Regions from separate parts of the Mus musculus genome. Here all the other regions are linked to region 3. Evidence: chromatin loops called from intact Hi-C (ENCODE). Cell type or tissue: heart. All regions are shown on one strand.

What was found. Hi-C counts contacts between places; a loop is a spot of excess contacts. Peaks named below come from ENCODE experiments on the same cell type or tissue, not always from the same donor. Only the 100,000 strongest peaks of a DNase experiment are listed, where the experiment ranks them.
Region 1: a loop joins it to region 3, with 2.2 times the contacts of the local background. A loop is called at or near these places in 15 of 42 quality-filtered maps.
Region 2: a loop joins it to region 3, with 2.4 times the contacts of the local background. A loop is called at or near these places in 14 of 42 quality-filtered maps.
Region 4: it touches region 3 in a loop (2.7-fold over the local background); 4 of 42 quality-filtered maps call a loop at or near these places.

What each region holds. Positions count from the first base shown.
Region 1 is chr5:146,218,335-146,223,334 of GRCm38, reverse strand. Rnf6 (ring finger protein (C3H2C3 type) 6) reads left to right here and starts at 1,878. Exons shown (of 5, transcript NM_028774.3): 1 at 1,878-2,115; 2 at 2,851-2,933. In heart, a CTCF peak has its summit at 1,921; DNase peaks (open chromatin) are centred at 1,994 and 2,304; H3K4me3 peaks cover 1,826 bases; H3K27ac peaks cover 1,466 bases.
Region 2 is chr5:146,228,069-146,233,068 of GRCm38, reverse strand. It overlaps Cdk8 (cyclin-dependent kinase 8), which reads right to left and starts at 1,819. Exons shown (of 13, transcript NM_153599.4): 1 at 1,249-1,819. The coding sequence starts at 1,376. Gm38745 (a long non-coding RNA gene) reads right to left here. Exons shown (of 2, transcript XR_868694.1): 2 at 4,034-5,000. In heart, no CTCF peak of the experiment used is centred here; a DNase peak (open chromatin) is centred at 1,978; H3K4me3 peaks cover 2,760 bases; H3K27ac peaks cover 2,276 bases.
Region 3 is chr5:146,285,431-146,290,430 of GRCm38, reverse strand. It overlaps Cdk8 (cyclin-dependent kinase 8), which reads right to left. Exons shown (of 13, transcript NM_153599.4): 6 at 4,192-4,323. Among named protein-coding and RNA genes, the nearest start is that of Gm52832, 18 kb to the left of the region's middle. In heart, no CTCF peak of the experiment used is centred here; a DNase peak (open chromatin) is centred at 2,280.
Region 4 is chr5:146,205,030-146,210,029 of GRCm38, reverse strand. It overlaps Rnf6 (ring finger protein (C3H2C3 type) 6), which reads left to right. Exons shown (of 5, transcript NM_028774.3): 5 at 1-837. Among named protein-coding and RNA genes, the nearest start is that of Rnf6, 14 kb to the left of the region's middle. In heart, no CTCF peak of the experiment used is centred here; no DNase peak of the experiment used is centred here.

The sequences.
Region 1 (5,000 bases), 67 kb after region 3:
ACTGGCCACAGATGCTATCTGCTTAGATTATTTTGAGTTGGTGGAAGCTAAGGGACTTTCCATAAGGCCTAACCTGCTAGTCACAAGGACGTTAGGTTACACACAGACATGGGTGATAAGTGGTTATTGTGGGGGGACATGGCGAGAGATATCCCAGGGTTATTTGGCTTTGACTTGTAACACAATCATGGAACTTTTAACCAATCTGCCTTGTAGAGTGTTTAACATGTCCCTGGAGGGGAGGGGGGAACGTCTGTTCACAAGTCCCACTTCCAGTATTAAAAAGAAATGGAAGGGACTTCAAGGTAAGGTGAGAGATGAGAGGGCTGGCTTGATGTGTGCCTCTGAAAGACATAGTCAGAGTAAGAAAAAAAATAGACATCTCCCCATCTTAGTCAAAGTTTCTATTGTTGTAAAGAGACACCATGACCAAGGCAACTCTTGTAAAGGAAAGCATTTCATTGGGGCTGGCTTATAGTTGTAGAAGTTTAGTCCATTAGCATCATGGTGGGAAGCATAGCAGTGTGCAGGAGATAATGGTACTAGAGAAGGAGCTGAGAGCTCTACATCTTAATCCATACACAGACAGCAAGGAGGAGACTGAATATGTTTCACACTGGCTGTAGCTTGAGCATCTAAAACCTCAAAGCCTTGCCTCCACAGTGACACACTTCCTCTAACAAAGCCACACCTCCTAATAGTGCCACTCACTATGGCCAAGCATTCAAACACATGGATCTACGGGGACCATTCCTATTCAAACCACCACAATCCCAAATAGAGCTATACAAAGAAAGCTTTAGAGAATCATGAAGCAATTGGATACTAGAAAAAAAACAAAGTCAGGCTACACAGAGACATACACCCACCACTGTCTCCATCACATAGCTCCCTGATGAAGTTGGGGAAAGGAACTCCAACAATAACCTTACTTCCAGAAGGAAACTCAAAGGAAAGTCTTATCCTCAGAACAACAACATAAAAGGACATATAGACAGTTTGGATCAATATTCAAAGGGAGAGAAAATAATCACCAAGCAGGACACCCTAAATAAGACCCAACCCACTTTAAAGCCATTGGTCTCCCCAATTGGGGTCACTTTTCTACAGGAGAAATCTGTAACACTCTCCTATGTTTTAAATATTAAACAGATGGGGAGAGAGGAGGGGAATCCTCCTGATAGACAGTATCACCTTTTACTCTAGTAGTTTCATTGATGCTAAGGCTTGCTACATCATGGTAACAAAGCACCCAGCAAACATGGTAGCACATCCCTAAGAAGGGCAAGAAGCTCACCAGCTAAAGGCCTGCCTGGGCTATATGAGCCCCCGTCTCAAAACAAAACAAAGTCACTCAATAATGAAAGAAGGGAGGAAAGAGTTATGAATCACAGCAGTATGCGCGTATTAAACTGATTAAGCCATTTGGCTGATGGGGGTGTCAGGAAAGGGCCCTACCAGGACCACAAGAAATGGTTGGGTAAATCTGGTGTCATATAATGAAAAAAGAAATTAGACAAGGGATAGCGGGAGAGAAAGAACGTGAATGGTTAATATTGGGAGCTTCGAAGTGCTTTCTCATCACAAGCACTTGATATTTAGTTTCCTCATCCCAGTGAACTACACTAAGGGAAAATTTCAAACTGGGTAGTTAACCCGGGTAGTAATGAGCAACGAACAGCTTGACAGATGCGTTTTTCTCCAGACTTCGTCAAAGGACACTGAAATACGAGAAGAGGAGCTGGCATTTCCAAAGGGTGGAAAGGCGCCTCCGCCTTCGGTCCTGAAGCCGCCACGGGCTCTGAGTGCCTTGACCCGAGCCCGCGACAGCCGGACCTGCGCACAGCAGATGCGGAACTCGGGCGCCGCGGCTCGGCTTCCGGGGAGCGCCGTTTCCAGACGCACCGGCAGGGTCGCTGCAGACGGTGGCCAGTCTTAGTTCTCCGAGGCGGTGCGAGAAGGCCGGAGATCGGACGCTCCTCTCTTAGCTTTCTCTCCGCCAGGTCGACTCCGAGCAGCAACACAGACTCTGAGCTTCGCGCCTCAGGGGAAGATTAGAGGGCGTAGCGGCCTTCGAAGGCTCGGCCAAGAACCTTCCGCCCCCTCGCCGCCTCGGTGAGAACAACCGCGGGTCATCGCGCTGGAGGTGGGGTCGGGGGGAGGGGGCGTTGGGTACACGGGGCGGGGGAAGGGTCATTTGGTGAGTCTCACTACTACTTCCGGGAGACGCCTCGGAGAGGAGGACGTGCTAGGGGGCGGGGTTCCGAGGGGAGAGACACTTACCTCTTATCCGATTGGCTTATTGCTTGCTGGTTGAGCTTTGCTAGTTGCTGATTGGCCGGCCCCAAAGCCAAATCCAGGTCGCAGGGGAAGCGTTACTTGAGGCTAGATTGAGGTGAGATTGGTCGGGTTCCTGAGTCCAGTTCGTTTACTGGAGTAGGGACTTCATCTTAACCCTAGTCGGGGGCCTCGATTAACAGGATAAGGAAAAGAACCAGTAGCGGGATGGTGGGGGCGGTTGACAACGAAGTGAAGGCTTAGAACTAAACTAACTTCCTCACCTAACCCTAGCTACACCCAGATGGGAACGTGATACGGTACGAAGGCCTTTGAGAAAGGAGGAGGCGCAATCCTCGGAGCGGTGACAGTGTAGGAGGAGAGACCTTCTGGGAGGTTTTTTTTTTTTTTTTGTTATCTAATTGTATGAGTCTCTAATTACCTAGATGATGGTATAACAGAACCTTCTGGAGAATTTAGCTCTGGCTTTGCAGAGGAGTCGGGAGACTACTGGGTGTTCCGGGACTTCAAAGAGGCAGTTTGCTGAATAATACAACTTTTGTTTTTATTCAGATGAGCAGCTCTCAAAAGAGGCACAAACATCAGAAGCATGGATACAGTCTCATCTGTTAGAAGAATGTTCAAAGGAAAATAAGGTATTCATTTTGCCTTACTTATGCTTAGTTAATCCAAGAATATTGCCTTGGAGGAGAAGATCTCTGGTTTTTTAATATTTTAAAGAACTTGACTTTTTTTGTCATTAGATTTCCACTTATTAAACATCTGTTTCAAAAATCAAGTTTCTAAGCTGGGCGTGGTGGTGCACGCCTTTAATCCCAGCACTTGGGAGGCAGAAGCAGGCGGATTTCTGAGTTCGAGGCCAGCCTGGTCTACAGAGTGTGTTCCAGGACAGCCAGGGATATACAGAGAAACCCTGTCTCGAAACACCCCCCCCACCCAAAAAAAAAAAACCAAGTTTCTGCTGTGACCACCAAAAATGCACTTTGCTAATAGTTACTGATTGCAGTGCAAATGGAAATCCTTTACTTTTTGATATTATTAATTAAATTAACATCTGAGTGAATCTTGCTCCCCCCAAGGGGTCTCATATGTGTGTGTGTGTGTGTGTGTGTGTGCGCGCACACACACACACATTCTTGAATGTTCTAGAATTCACTCTGTAGACCAGGCTGCTCTGGAGCACACAGAGATTAGTCTGCCTCTCTCCTGAGTGCTAGGAATGAAGACATGTGTTACTACACCTAGTTTAGTGGTTGGTTTTGTGTGTTAACTTGACACAAGCCAGAGTCATCACAGAGAAAAGAGCCTCAGTTGAGGAAATGCCTCCATGAGATCCAGCTGTAAGGCATTTTCTCAGTTAGTGGCCCAGCCACTATCTGTAAGTGGTGCTTCCCTGGGCAGGTAGCCTTGAGTTCTATAAGAAAACAGGCAGAGCAAGCCAGTAATCAGCACCCCTCCATGGCCTCTGTATCAGCTCCTCCCTCCAAGTTCTTGCCCTGTTTGAGTTCCTGTCCTGACTTCTTCCAGTGATGGGAGTGTAAATAAACCCTTTCCTCCCCAACTTGGTTTTTGGTTGTGGTGTTTCATCGGAGGAATAGAAACCCTAAGACAACTAACTAGCATTGCATTTTAAAATTAGGAGGGTTGTTTGTTTTTGTTTGTTTGCATTTTTTATTTGGTTTTTGGTTTTGCAGACAAGGTTTCACTGTAGACCAGACTGGTCTTGGACTCAGGATTCTCCTGCGTCTGCTTCCTGAATGCTGGAATTAAAGGTGTGCGCTACCACCCGCCTGCCTAGTTTATTTATTTATTTTATTTTATTCATTTATTTATTTATTTTTGGCTTTTCAGGACAGGGTTTCTCTGTGTATCCCTGGCTGTCCTGGAACTCACTCTGTAGACTAGGCTGGCCTCGAACTCAGAAATCTGCCTCTCAAGTACTGGGATTAAAGACGTGTGCCACCTCCGCCTGGCTTTATTTATTTATTTATTTTAAATGCATCCACTAGTCAAATGCATGTGTCAAGTCTTACAATAAAGAACTCAACATATAAACAACAACAAAACAACTTTTAGGAGCTAGTAGGTCTAGGCCTTTGCTTTAAAAGTTATCACCAAGTCAGACACAATTCAACACATATATCTCATATCTGAGTATTAAATTGATCATCTTCTTAAAATTTATCTTTGTCTCTCGAAATTGTGTCTAAAAGCATTCATCATGTTAAAATTTTAGGCTTGAATAATACATGTTCTTGATGTACAGAGGGCTCCCTCGTGCATCCTGGGACAGTTAGGAGTACAGCCCACTGTCTTTGTGATGTACAGAGGGCTCCATTGTGCATCCCAGGATAGTTAGGAGTACAGTCTACCGTCTTTGTAGATGATGATGTCCTGTACTCCTTCCAGAAAAGATGGTGAATAGAAAATGACCACCACTGTCTCACTGCAATTTATTGAGATGAAAATAATTTTTGCCTACTGTGTCTACTGAAGACTCAAAGTTGATGTCTCTGAGACTGAAAACCAACAGGAAACAACACACTGTGCATGGCTCTGAGGATTGAGAAAACACACAAGAGCTCTGGCTGTCTGTATCAGGCCATCCTTCAGTGTGGAATGGTTAGCCTCGGGAGTTTCTGGTTGTGGGGGCTACATTTGAGTGCTATCCTCGAAGCAGACTTTCTGCCTTGGTGAGGAGA
Region 2 (5,000 bases), 57 kb after region 3:
ACGGTTTCACAGTTGCACAAAAGCACTGAAATTATCATAAAGTAGGAAGGCGTTCCAGTAAAGCGAAGAGAAGTGTGTAATAGACAGACACTTCCTTTTCCATTATCCAGACTCGGAAAGTATTTATAAATAAGCTCCCTCAAAAAGAACTCGCTCCAGCTTTAGCCGTCTCGTTTACAGTGCTAATGCAATTCTGAATATGTACTCCTGTGAAAATGAAAAAAGTCATTTCCCAAGCAGTCAAGTAGCAACTAGCCAAATAACAGACGCTCAAAGAAAGCTGTTTCTAATAAATACAAAAAATTATATAATAAGCTATGATAATCTTCCCAATAACTTCCTAGTGTCAAAGGCAGAGATAATATCTATTTGTACAAGAGGGAAATGGGAAATTATTAAATATTTTCTCCCAAACTAAGAAGGCCTTTCCCTTCTGGCGATGTCATAGCGCAATCATCTACTGATGAAAGAGAATGGAGCCCGTTCACTTCACTCAATCCATGAAGCAAAACTGAGTGTCACCAGCCATAGGTTTGATTTTTCTTTCTAGAAGAGGCTATTTAAAGCAAAAGGATTAAAGTTCACTGGCAGCTGATAGATTCTGCTTTAAGAGCTTGCACAACATAGCCCCTATCTGTCACTTGCTTTTTTTCCCCACACACCATCCACTCTGCACCAAATCCCCATTGTTCTATATAAAAACTCACAGCTAATGATACCTGAATAGCAACTGCTACATTTACATTACAGATGATCCTTCATGGAACTCTACAGACCCACATTTACTCGATGTCTTCTTTCTCCCATCAAATCCAAATTTGGCCACCAACTGATCACAACTGATAAGGGGAAAAGATCAGAGCTTCTCTTCCAGACTGATGGATATCACTCCAGAGCCAGATGAGTTAGTCCCCAAAAGGTTACCGGATAAATCAACCAAAGAAGAACAGATTTATTTAAACGGGCATCTTATAACCATCTTCTTTAAAAAAAAAGAAAACTATTCTGTACAGAAATTCACACAAAAAAAGAAAAAGCAAAAAAGGTACACACTGCCCACGAGACAGAAGGTCCGTCTCCCTCTTGCACGAAGGGTTTCTTGTGAGTCTGGATTCCTGGGACACCACTTCCTCCCCAAAGCAGGCTGGCCAGGACAGAGGCAGTCTTGGAGGAAGTGGGGACCCCGACATCCGAGCCGGGCACCTGCCTCCCAGCCTCGAGGACACCCGCAGCGACACCCACACTCACCCATCTTTCCTCTTCGCCTTGTAGACGTGCCCGTAAGTGCCTCGACCAACTTTGCAGCCCTCGTATTCAAACAGGTCCTCGACCCGCTCCCGCTCGCTGCTCAGCTTCACTTTAAAGTCATAGTCCATTGTCACAGCCTCCAAGGCCGGGGTGCTGGGGCGGGGGGCCGAGGGCCGCGGTGGGGACCGGGCCGCGCAGCAGCCGCAGCCCCCGAGCTACACCCGCCGGCCGCAGCACCAGCCCGCCTCACGAGGCGACGGCAGGAGGCCCCGCGCGGGCGCCGGGGACATCCAGGGGAGCGCCGGGCGGTCCCCGCGGGCGCGCGACAGCCGAGGGACGCGCTGGGGGCGGGGAGCAGCGTCCGCCCTTGTCCCCGCGCTCCCGGGGCGCCGGCTCGCGCGCGGTTGGCCGCGCGTGCTGCTGCGGGTGCGACGCGGGGCGGCCACGGCTGACTCTGCTCCTCGCCCACGCGCGTCCGCGCCTCACCTTCTCCCACACGCGCTCACGAACACTCAGGCTGCCATCCGCCCGGACAGACCAGCGACGCCACACAACAGCCGGTAGCTCCTCCGAGAGAGGAGGAGGAGAAGGAGGAGGAGGAGGAGGGCGAGGAGGAGGAGGAGGGAGAGAGAGGACGAGCGCGGAACACGGCAGCCGCTGTCGTAAAAACGTCGCGAAGCCTCGCGCTGCCTCCGCCCCACCTGTGAGCGACTCCGGAGCTGGCAGCCGTCTCTTCTGACGCCGGCAGGCGAAAGGGCCTCGCTCAGCCGCGGAGCGGAGCTGCTGACAGACTTACCACGTGGACTAACCCAGTCGCCAGTGCGGCCAGAAACTCCAAGGCTCAAGTGCACGGGTGGCTGCAGAAGCAGTCTTTACCACGACGCCGCGAATTCAGAACGTTGCATGATGGGATTGGTAGTCCGTCACGCAACGAGTTTCTGCTGCATGGAGATTATTTTTCCCAAAGCCGCATCTCTACAATCCAATTTACTTAGCCCATATAAACTTAGCAAAAGACACCTGTTAGGTCGTGGGGGATGGGGGGTGGGGGGCGGTTATTTTGTATTGAAGTCACTTCTGAACTCCAGGATTTAGAAAAGGGCAATTACTGCTCCCCACCCCCACCCCAAAGACTCCAGGTTTTTCCTTTCGTAGCCTCAACCTGTTTCTAAATACTACAATAAACTACGTGGTTGTATTTAAGATTTCTCTTCTTTCTTTGACATCTTTATACCACGGGGGGGGGGGGGGCGGTGGGGGGGGGAACTTAGTGAAGGGGACTGGGGAGATGGGTTAGAGTGCTAGAACGCTTGCCACGTGTTGTAATTTGATTTCTGTTGCTGTGATAAAACACCATGTCCACATATAACTTGGCGAGGGAAAGATTTATATCAACTTACAGGTAACAGTCTGCCACCAAAAAAGCCAAGACACCTGTTTAAAGAGGAAAAAAAAAAAGCTTTTAATCCACACATGTTTAAGTGTGCCTGTAATACTAAAGCAAGGGAGACAAAAAATAAATAAATAAATAAATAAATAAAATAAATAATAAAAAAGGCAGGATCTCTGCAGCAGGATGACCGGCTAGCCTTACTGAAATGGTATGCTCTCAAGGTTCCATGATAGACATCAACCTCTAGACTCCAGACGTATGCACTCATGCTTATACTTGCACACATCTGTGCATACACAAGAATGCTTATAGCCGGGCGTGGTGGCGCGCACCTTTAATCCCAGCACTTGGGAGGCAGAGGCAGGCAGGATTCTGAGTTTGAGGCGAGCCTGGTCTACAGAGTGAGTTCCACGACAGCCAGGGCTACACAGAGAAACCCTGTCACGGAAAACACAAACAAACAAACAAAATACGCTTATACACACAGGCAGATAAATTGGCAGAAATATCAAATAGGTCGTTGATAGTAAAGCAAGAATGTGTCTGCTATAGGCCTTACATGCCCTCTAATGACCCAGATTTGATTCCTAGCACCCGCATGGTGATGGCTCAGAATCCTCTGTAGCTCTAGTTCCAGGGGAGCTGACACACTTCTGGGAGTTGTGAGCACTATACATGTGGAGTGGCGTGTACATACACTCAGAGGCGCGCGCGCACACACGCACACAAAGTAAATAAATAATTTTTTTTAAAGACAGGCTCATGTGTTATAAAAATATAACAAGAAAATTTCTATTTTAAAAAATAAATTTAGCCAGGTGGTGGTGGCGGCGCATGCCTTTAATCCCAGCACTTGGGAGGCAGAGGCAGGCAGATTTCTGAGTTCAAGGCCAGCCTGGTCTACAGAGTGAGTTCCAGGACAGCCAGGGCTACACAGAGAAACCCTGTCTCAAAAACCCAAAATAATAATAATAATAATAAATTCACAAAATGACTGCATAAAATAAGGACGTACATTTAAAAAAAAGACGTAAGAAATACAAAGCATAGTCTTGATGTTGTCAAGGGGTTCTGAGCTAAGACATGTGGGGGTACTGTCTTAGTTAAGGCAGACATAGTGCTGGAGAGGTAGCTGAGAGTTCTATATCTGGATCTGCAGGTAGCAGGAAGTGACTGTGACACATTGGCCAGATTGAGCTTCTGCTGCCTCAAAGCCCACTCCCTAGTGTCACACTTCCTGCAACAAAGCTGCACTAATTAATAAAGAAGAGGAAGAATAATGTTTCCATACTGGAGGACTTTGTTATAAAATATAATACGGCGGAGGGATGGGGTGTACCTGGCAGGCCCATGCCATGATGCCCCCTGAGAAATCATGCCATGAAACAAATCTGATATAAAGAAGGTTTATTTGGGGGAATTGAAGGGGGTGAGCACCTAGAAAGGGGTAGAGGCAGACAGATGGGAGCAGAGCCGTGAGGGTAGAGAAGGGGGGACAAAGAAGGGCAGGAATAGGGAGAGAGACCAGCCAAGAACACTTGGGGACAGGGAGAGAGAGAGAGAGAGAGAGAGAGAGAGAGAGAGAGAGAGAGAGAGACAGACAGACAGACAACAGGGGTGTCGAGTAGTCCTTTTATACGTAGCCCAGACCTGGCAGTAGGTGATGGCATAAGCTACTGTTAGGTCCCTGGGAGGAATCTAGTGTAATCGCCTGTGAGCCAACAGACTTACATGAAGGTCCAGCAGGTATGGCCAAGTGCTGAGCAAACGAACAAAAATGGTGTGCACTTTTGTGAACAACCTGGCAGGGTAGGTATGTCTTCTTTTCTTTTTGGAGATTATAATTACATTACTTCCCCTCTTCCTGTTCCTCCCACCAAGACTTCCCATGTTACCCTTGTAAATGTTTCTGCTAGAATGGGAGGGTATCCTAGGACCCACACAGCTCCAAGGGGGAAAGGCATGCCAGCAGAAGGGCACCTGAGACACGGGAGCGCAGGAACCACACAGCTCTGAGAGGAAGGCTCCTCAGCAGAGGTGCTGCAGCTCTTGGGGAAGGGTATCCTTGGGTGAGCTGAGGAGCCTCAACCCTGCTCCTTCTCTTCACTTCTCTTCATTGCTTCTTTTCTTCCTGGCTTCTTCCAATGAGAGAGTCACTCCAGGCAGAAAACTCTCATGAAAGAGATTTTTTTGGAGGTTCCAGGATGTGGAGGGATGAGCCCAGGGACGGTTGCGGTTGCCTTGTGTTGCTGGGAGAGGATAGCCGGGGACCTGACCAAGGGACAGTGCTTACATAGGGTTTCTGAGGAGGCGGAGCTTCTCAGGACAGAGATTTCCAGAGTGAGGATTGGTGGGTTTT
Region 3 (5,000 bases):
CTCTCCTTCAGCTTCCTCCCAACACCAAACAAACATAACTGAAAACCAGGACACTCAGGACTCTGTCTCCTAGATAACATACATGCTCACTAGCCCATTATTCTCTTTCTCTGGTTTAATAATTCAGCTTCCAGTGCAGTCCAAATGGATAAAATGGCCACAGCACTGAAGTGGGTTTGCAGTGGAGAATGGGCCGGTGCAGTTTTTCAAAGCCAGCCGTTTCCTTCGCGCACTCTGCAGTGAAGCCGATCTGCTGACCCAGCTCGGACCCCTCTGAATGGCACTGGGAGGGACACACATGCACGTGCTCCAGGTGCTTTGATCTCTAACTCCAAGGGCAGCTTGGCTGCTCACACATCAGCTGCCAGACAGCAAAGTCCAAATGCTAGACAGACTTCTCAGCAGGAACCTTTAAATGGTGTGGGGGATCTGAGTGCTTTACCAGTCCCAAAGACTACTCACATAAGAGTCAGGAATGAGAACCAGGTACAAACTAGAGCTGAAGGTTTCCTCTTACACTATCTTGTTCTTATTTAAAAATACTGAAATGTCAAGTTCATGACCTCTCAGATACAAACAACAGCTAAGAAAGGTACCTATGTTAACAGTTCCTGTAGACTAGGGGACCTGTCAGCAGTGAGCACACAGTTCCTGGGGACCAGGGGACCTGTCAGCAGTGAGCACACAGTTCCTGGGGACCAGGGGACCTGTCAGCAGTGAGCACACAGTTCCTGGGGACCAGGGGACCTGTCAGCAGTGAGCACACAGTTCCTGGGGACTAGGGGACCTGTCAGCAGTGAGCACACAGTTCCTGGGGACTAGGGGACCTGTCAGCAGTGAGCACACAGTTCCTGTGAACCAGGGGGCCTGTCAGGTGTGAGCACAGTTCCTGGGGACTAGGGACCTGTCAGCAGTGAGCAGAAACTGACCACGTCATTCTGTGCTTGTGTCCCTGCTGTCCTCTCATGCAGATTTTAAACTCTTAGGAACAAGGACCAGATTTTGACTTCATATTAAAGTTATTACACTAGCCCCCTGTTTATGTATTCATGAGGTAGAAGGAGAGAGATAATTACAAAGTTAACCCTGCACTCTCCCGTGTCAGATGGAGGATTAAAGCTGCTGGACTGTAGACAGTGAGGAACACAGTCTCAGGTGCTCAGAGCATGGGCTAATTTCATAATCACTCCACTAACTATACAGTCTGCTAAGATCTTACCAAAAGTAACAATGCTCTGAAATATTAAATTCTTTGATAATAAAAAATAACAATCGTATTAACTGAGAAAGCCATCTTCAATTTGTTTAAGAGTATTTTTGAAAAAATATTCAAATGTGTTTAGGTAGCAGCACATATTCAGAAACAGTATATATGTATATATATATGTATGCATGTATGTGTGTATATATGTATGTATATATGTACGTATATATGATTATGTATGTATGTAAGTATGGAAGGTTTATTAGGAAGCTGCTCTCAGGTAAGTTTATTGGCCCCAAGAACTGAGGTCAGGGCGGGTCATCATGGGTGGCAAGAAAAGGGAACAGAAAGAAAGAGTGTACACACAGAGAAAGAGGAGAAGAAGAGCCTGATTTTTAAAAAGTTAATATTTTGTAATAATTTTAGATTTATACAAAGCTGTCAAGAGATTTTTCATATCTGACTTATAATTTCTTTCTATGAAATAAAATGTAATCTCAAAGCAGATAAGAACATTAGTGAACATAAAGTTTTTGCCAAGTGAAAACCCAGGATGGATTCAAGATTAACTCAGAGGATGACAGCAAGCATCCTGTCGTTCCTATCTGGAGAATGGAAAAGGCTTCGCAGACATATGAGCAAAGTCTTGAATAAATTCGAATGCCTAGCTTTAGACAGTCCAGTTTCACCTGCCAACGGGGACTAGGCATTAGCGGGCTGTGGGGAGCGGCAGGAAGGCGAGTTCAGTATGCTGGGCTCTGGATCGCTTGGAGCACTGCACACGAGGCAAGGCTGTGATGTTGGGGAGGAAGCAAGATTACCCCAGATGGCATCAGCACAGACGCCTTCCTCCAGGAAGCTCTGTGAGGAGGCAGGATTCTGACTAAAGTCTGAATGAAAAGGAGAGAGAGTTGCTGTAAAGACGAGCTCTACACAGATGCTGCAAACGTTTCCGGTCCATGGAAGGCAGATGGAACAATGCATAAAAGGCCGCAGTCTATGGCACGGTGCCTGAGCAGCACTGTCCTACAACACTGCGGACGAACATGCCAAACCAGGAAGGACTATTGTTTCAACATCTAGCTGGCCCTTCCCATTTTCTACCAATGCTCTCAGCTGTTTGATATAGAACAACTGGGCCAAAAGTCAGGCGACTCTCACATCTGACTGGCCTCAGAACACAGACTGCCCCATTAAGGCACCTGGCTCTCCCTGGGGATGACAGCTGACTGTTAGAGAACTTCAAAGTGTGATCAGCAATCTGCATATTCCATGATCCAACACAGAGTTCCCAGGTGGCTCTGGTAACTTAATTCTTAAATACAAATAGAGAAACTAGGGGTCACCTAAGTAATTAAGGGACCTTACAACACAGATGAGAAATGGCGCAAATGGAAACAGAGCTGAGAGAGAAGAAAGCACAGGTTCTCTCCTCAGGTTGCCAGGGAGACGGCTGGCATTGAGGCTGAGAGTGTTTACTAACAGCAGCTCTCGGACTTTCAAAGCAAGAAGGGCGGCCTGCCGGAATCGTGGCAAGAAGCTTCCTCACTATGGTAAGAACGTGGGTCTGAGCTTCAAGACACCCAGAGAGGCCATGGAAGGCACCTCACAGACGAGATAGGTGCTTCACTGGCAACCTCTCCATCCGAGGGTAGATCCTTTCAGGGATGGTGACCAAGATGAAACAAGAGCATGTCTGTACACCTACAGTGTGCCCCTCAGTCCGTCCACGATTGAGCCCCCAAGATGGACATGCAGACAAGCATGACAAGTGCACTGGAATCCTTGTTTTCCAAGACATTAGCAAAGCTTTTCTCTGCATAAAGCAAAAGTCATGGTTAAAGGAGCTCCTAAGGAAGTCAGAAAGGCATCAAAGAAAAAGCGCAGTGGAAAACCCCACGAGGCCCAGCATCTCAGCAGCACATCCCACAAGAAAGGACAGGGAGACTCCGCGGGGAGATCAAAGAACCAGATACCTTAAGAATTGTCCAGAGACAGCAGATAGGGGCTGAATGACTGTGTAAAAATCACTCTAAGACGTGCAAATGAGAAATCAGTAGCATTCGTTCTCAGAAAGGGACAAGCTTACGTGACCCATGGTGACCTGAGAAGATGGATCTGAGAGCGAATTAACCACACTGCTACCTAAAGGCAAAGAAGTATCAGAGCACAACTGTAAACCACCTAGTAAATAAAGGTCTTTCCCAGAAATGCTACAGACAATAAGATGCTCTTCCAAAGACAGCCACAGGAGGAAAAACTAAGACACAATCATGGGATGCAGAAAGCACAACAGCCTAGAAGACTAAAAAGGAAAATGTTGGAAGGGTAGGGTGGGGTTACCTGTCACAGGAGAAGCGGCTGCCAGCCTCTAGGTCATCAACATAAAAGGAGAGGATTACAGTAAGGGTCACCTTATTAATGTGAGGCAGAAGAGATGTCAATCATGGGGAAGTTGCAGAAAAGGCTTCGGGTGAGAGCTTCATTTGCTGCACCATGTGAGTGAGTGAGCTACCGACAACCTGAATGGCAGCCACCAGAGGACCTGAGAAAGAGCGGCCCGCACTGTGACGTCACTAACACAGCTGACAACGGGACGTGAGGAAGCAGGAGTGCCTTGCTCCTAACTTTGAATAAGTCTTAACTGCTCAAGTTTACATGTTTTCTCTCTTTAGTTTCTGAGATATTGCCTAGACGTTAGCATTTCTTTGGTGACAGAAAGAACGTTTGTATAAAGTCGTAGAACTGAAAATTTTTAGTTTTCTCTTTTCATATAAAACTAATTTTTTTTAACTGAAAACATTCTGAACCTCTTTTGTAAAGAGACGTGCAATTTCATGTTATCAGGTACTAATGTGTATATATGGATAGTGAATTCTGGGGTTTTGTTTTTATAATTTTCTAATTCTTGATTTAAACATGTACAAAAATGTCTCTTTCACAGAAAAATATTTTAAAGCCCTGTAATTTTAACTAGTCCTACTCACCAATTGCTTTGGTATAATGTCGCGCTCCGAGGAGTAATTCTGGAGCTCGGTACCAGAATGTTACAACCACTGGATCCAAATCTGCTAAAGGCTTCAAAGGTGAATTAAATAATCGGGCAAAGCCCATGTCAGCTGTGAAAACAACAACAAAACCACATCAGTCAACAGTTTACTTTGCATATGCAGTCTCATTTACCAGTGTTGTCATCAAGAACGTGTGCAGAGCCGGCCGGCCGGGGTAGGAGGATAAAGTTCCGCACTTTGACGGACTGAAATGTAGAAGCACCGGAGATCAGCTCCTCAGCTCTCCCCGGGCAGGGCAGACCTGGTTCAGAGGCACAGCCTGACACTGAGCTGTGCTTCACCTCTCAGTACTCAGTACTCTCCGCTGTGCATCAGCAGGCCTGCTCACAGTGGTCATCAGGGTGACTACAGAGAACTTGAATACTATTCCCTCACTTACTTGGCCGGAGTTTCACTAACTTAAAAGAATCGTTGTACTTTTTAAGTTGAAAGGCGATTTATTTCACTTCTGTGCTTCTTCACATGAGACTGAAGTCCAAAAACAGCAACAACAACAACAAAACCCACAAAACTAGGTCTCCAAGATGGCACTGGAGAGTTCTTGGCACCAGTACCACGCCATCAAACTACTTGGTTACGAACTTTGTACTGCTAATCCATAGTCTTAGAGGCTTCATCTCTGTACGGCTTCACACGCAGTCACTGCACACAAATACAGGATGACCCACGTTTACCACCCACTGGGAGATGTCAAGATTCAAGACCATCTGGAAAATTTAATTCTA
Region 4 (5,000 bases), 80 kb after region 3:
GTTTATATAAAAAAATTTAAAATGCAGATGTTAAATTATCCAAAAGTAAAGAATAGTTAATATTGCTAGAACCAAATAACCTTTAAAATGTTTTTATTTTGGTAATTTTGTCATGCTAAGCACTTTTGTATGTTAGGGATCTTGAGTCTTTCTCCTAATACTGCAGTAGGGATGGCTGGGATTTTCCAGTTTGAGCTCAGTGCTTTGTTTAGACACTACTGTCTGGTCTTTGTAGACTGTTAGGGTGAATGTCTGCTAGATAGACTTAAGTTACTTGAAATGATAATTTAACTTGTGGCACACTCTATGTGTGTATGCAGGTATGTAACTGTGGGAACATATCCAGGCTAAAAACTCTAAGCTTGAGACTTAAGCTTCGGGGCTTAGACTGCATATGGTACAGTGTAAACAGTGACAAGATCATCTCCACGAGGAAGTGAATTAAGATACAGTTTTAAGATAGAGATTGTTTACTGAAGCGTGTCTGACAATCTGACTTAATAGAGAGCGAGCGACATACAATAATGAACCTAGTATTTCTTTATTCATGGAATGTGGAAATTTTATGACAGGTAGTTTTAAGTTCGTCTTTTTTGTGATTTTTTTTTTTTAGAAGTACAAATACTTCTTGGGGTTAGGTAGGGTTTACAGCATGCTTGATTTTTCAAAGTTAGTTTTAAAATCTAAAATACTTTAAAGTCTATAAAGTAGTGAAATGCATAGAAAATATGTAAATTTGGATGCCCAAAAGCTCCAAATAAAAGCCTTTAAAAGAACATAGAGTTTATATAAACACAAAGTATGCATTAAAGTCTATTTCTACCAGTAAACACTAAAGACTGTGTGCAAACTTATTTCTCTCTGTCCACTGTGGCTTACTCATCTCCAAATACTTACTCCACACTAGGTGGCTAGTGTGGTGGCAGGGTTCACTAGGTGACAGCAGATCAAGTCCCTGTCTTCATGAAAAAGACATCTACTCTTAGAAGGAACAAACCAATTTTCACTTTGATGTTTGCTTATGAATATGTGACCAGGTCTCATTCGTGTGTGTGATAGTACCACTTAGGCAGCTCACGGGAAAACATCCCATGTCAAATCCTGAGAAGTTTAGAAATGCCTCCATATTTAGCTTTTCTTTCAGTCAGTTCTTAAGGGTAGTCACATGCCTAGAAATAATAGCACAGGGTGCATTCACCAAAGGGAAAGATTTCTGAGCTGGGCATGGTGGTGCACGCCTTTGATCCCAGCACTCGGGAGGCAGAGGCAGGCAGATTTCTGAGTTCCAGGACAGCCAGGGCTATACAGAGAAACCCTGTCTCGAAAAACCAAAAAAGACAAAAAAACTTTTTTTCTGTAAAAGTTAGGAGTTTAGGGTAAATAACTTTTGTAGGTTTCTCATGATTTCAGGAAGGTTGATTTGGACCTGGTTTGAAGACCTTTCTCTATCAGATGACCATGTCATTCTGTAGCTGTTAGATGACGACGATTATCCCTTAATGAGGTTTTTTGTTTTTTTGTTTTTTTTTGAGTTTCGGTTTCTCTGTGTAGCCCAGGCTGTCCTGGAACTCACTCTGTAGACCAGGCTGGCCTCGAACTCAGAAATCCATCTGCCTCTGCCTCCCGAGTGCTGGGGTTAAAGGCGTGCACCACCACTGCCCGGCAAGGATAATTTTTAATGTTTAAGGAAGATTGCTCTAGTACCTCATACAGGCCACAGCAGAATGGAGAGACGTGGCAGCAAACCAGTGAAGGAGCTGTTAAGGAGTCAGGGCTGTGGAGATGGCTCAGTCAGTCAGCTGCGTACCAGGAGACCATGAGGAGTGAGTGCAGTCCCAAGCACCCATGTAAAAGCTGGGTGCAGTAAGTAGTGCACGCCTACACTCCTAGAGCTAGGGGGACAGAGACAGACAGATCCTGGGGCTTACTGCCACCCATTCTGACCAGATTGGTTCATTGAGAGATCCTGTCTCAAAAATAAAGCAGAGAGTAATTGAAGAAGGCACTCAGTTGACTACTGGCCTCTACATCCTGTGCACAAATACTCAAAAGCTATCAAACCACATGCCTTCATTTTGTCAGTTCAGCTCCTTAGTTACAGGCTAAAGAAGACGTTCTTTCTCGTTCCCCAGAAAGACATTGGTGTCAGATTCCAGAACCAGGCACCACCTGAGTGGATGAAGGCACACACAGATACAGGGAAACCAGGTCAGATACCTTGGACAAAGTCTCCTTGAGCTCACACATACATTCGGTGTGTCCTCTCTCTGAGCAGAATGGAAATCCGGCATTTGCTGCTTCTGTGGGATGTGGAAGTTTTACCGCCTCTCTCTCAGTTGAGGGAATAGTGAGAACAAATAAAGAAGTGAGCCTAGGGGTAAAGAGAAAGAAGCTGGGCAGTGGTGGCGCACACCTTTAATCCCAGCACTTGGGAGGCAGAGGCAGGCGGATCTCAGTGATCCAGGCCAGCCTGGTCTACAGAACTTGTTCCAGGACAGCCAGGACTATATACAAAGAAACCATGTCTTGAACCACCCCCTCTCCCCCAAAAAAGAAAAATATCAGCCACTAGGCAGACACTTCAAAAAGAAAAACAAAACAAAGCAAAACAAAACTGATATTTTGTTAGACTTGGTTTTTGTTGATTTTGAAAGAAGGTCTCCCTTTGTAAGTTAATTTGGTTTTATCTTCATAGTCCATCTGTATCAGCCTCATAGGTACCAGGATTGCTGACATGCCCTCATAACACCCAGCTTGACTTAAATCTTCTTCAGGATATGATGGGATAGTTTTTAATAGCATTAGAAAGTGGTTCAAATAGTTGCTTGAAACACAGTAAGATAGGTATTGTCTGGAAGTCATCGTGAAGCTGAAGGAGTTGGATACGTTCGTAGTGCAGTGAAGAACGTGAGGGTTTTCTACAGTACTTCCATTCATTTCCCAGGAAACAAAGCTGGTGTATCCAAAGGCTATGTATCTATGTACAATTTCTATTTAGTAATGATTGTGTCCTTTGTGGATCTAATGTACAAAGAAGCAAGTGATTGGCTGGGGCTCTAAACTAGGCTGTAACCACCTGCGGCCACACGTTCCTGAGTGGGAGGCCGGAGCTGTAAGGGAGGGAGCAGTAAGAGAAGAAATGAAACCAAGACAGATTTCTGATCAAGGCCCAATGTTTACTGAAATTCTGTCCTTATAAAGGAGGAAAGCCCATCTCCCCGGATCCACTCTTGATGCCTGCCGCCAGCCTGTAAGCAATTAGGCTGGCAGCACTAGGTTGGCCGAAGGTGTCAATAGCTGGGTTGCCTGCTGTCTCAGGAATTTCTCAGGAAGGCAGGTTCAGCCTCTCGGCAGGTAATAGCGTCTTGGAGAAAGGCAGGGGCAGGTGACAGAATAGAACCATCTAGTTTGGAAGGCACCACCCCAGGTGGTCTCATTCTCAGTGGCAGCAAGGTCTGAACCAGCCTGCTTAAGGCTGGGGGAGGCTACAGCAGACTCCTATATTTTGAGATTTGAAGCTTCCCGACTGCTCTTCCATAGATTTATATCCTTTTAGGATTTTCTTGTGTCTTTGGATTTTGCTTGTGTTAGCTAATATTGTTGTGACCCTTCCTTGATGACCGTTTTGTTACTCTCCTGTTAATATTGTGGTGGTTTGAATGAGAATAACCCCCATAGACACACACATTGGAATACTTGGTTCCCAGTTGGGTGGACTTTTGGGAGGATTAGGTTGGAGTAGATGTGATATGGCCTTGTTGGAGATCTGTCACTGGAGGTGGGCTTTAAGGTTTTGAAAGCTCACACTGCCCCACCCCTCCTCTTCCTGCTGCCTGTGGATCTGGTTGTAACTCTCAGCTACTTCTGCACAGCCCACATGCATGCCTACATGCTGCCATGTTCCCCACCTTGATGATAATAGACTAAGCCTTTGAAATCATAAGCCAGTCCCCAGCTAAATGCCTTCTTTTATTACTATAAGCGTTGCCTTGGTCATGGCATTAGAACACTGTATGCACCAGGACTTCCTCACTAGCCAGGGTTACCTGATTATGGTCAGAGGGAATGTTAACCAGGCCTGGTCAGAGAGGGGGTCTCAGCAAGACTGAGGCTGAGAGAAGTTTATTACAAGTAATTAGACCTATTCTACCCTTACCAGACACAGAATACAATGGGAGTTGCCAGAATACACTGATGTTTATGCTACACAGGGTACACAAGGTTAATGTCTAAGCCTAGCTGTTTCGCCAAGCTTCTGCATGCCTCACTGACTTGTAGGGAGTGTAGACACTCAAGTGTCCTTATCGCTTCACTGCCTGAGAGTGCCTTGCTTTCTCGGGAACTGAAAGGCACACAGTGCCCCAGGAACCATGGACTCTAACCTGAAAAACCTAATGAGGCGTGCCTCTCAAGGCACTAGATCAAGCCAGCTGCATACTTTCTGCAGAATACTAAGACAAATAGTTAACACGAATCTATAATCCAAACATGCAGAGCTCTCGTTTATTTTTAAAGATACACTTATTTTTATTTTTGCATAGCATGAGTGTTTTGCCTACGTATTTGTACATTCCTGGAGTCCTTAGAGGCCAGAGAAGGGCACGGGATTCCCTAAAACTAGAGTTACAGTCATCAGGAGCACATGACCAAAAAGGCCCCTGTCCTCAGTTAGGAAGTGTATCCCTAGAAGCTCATTCATGTCTAAGTCCCTGATCTCTAGACTCCATTGGGGGAAAGTATAATTAAAAATACTTTTCTCTATTTTGATTAGGACCACAACAATAAGAACATCATACTCAAAGTATTAGTGCTTTTATTTTTTTTGTTTCTTAGAGGGTAGGGTCTCCCATAGCCTGGTTTGTCCTGAAACTCACAATGTAGACCAGGCTGGCCTGGACCTCAAAGATCCACCTCTGCCTCTGAAATGCTGGGATTAAAGGTGTGTACCCTTGCATTCCCCCCACCGCACCCCCAACTGGTGTGTACCCCCTCATCCCCCC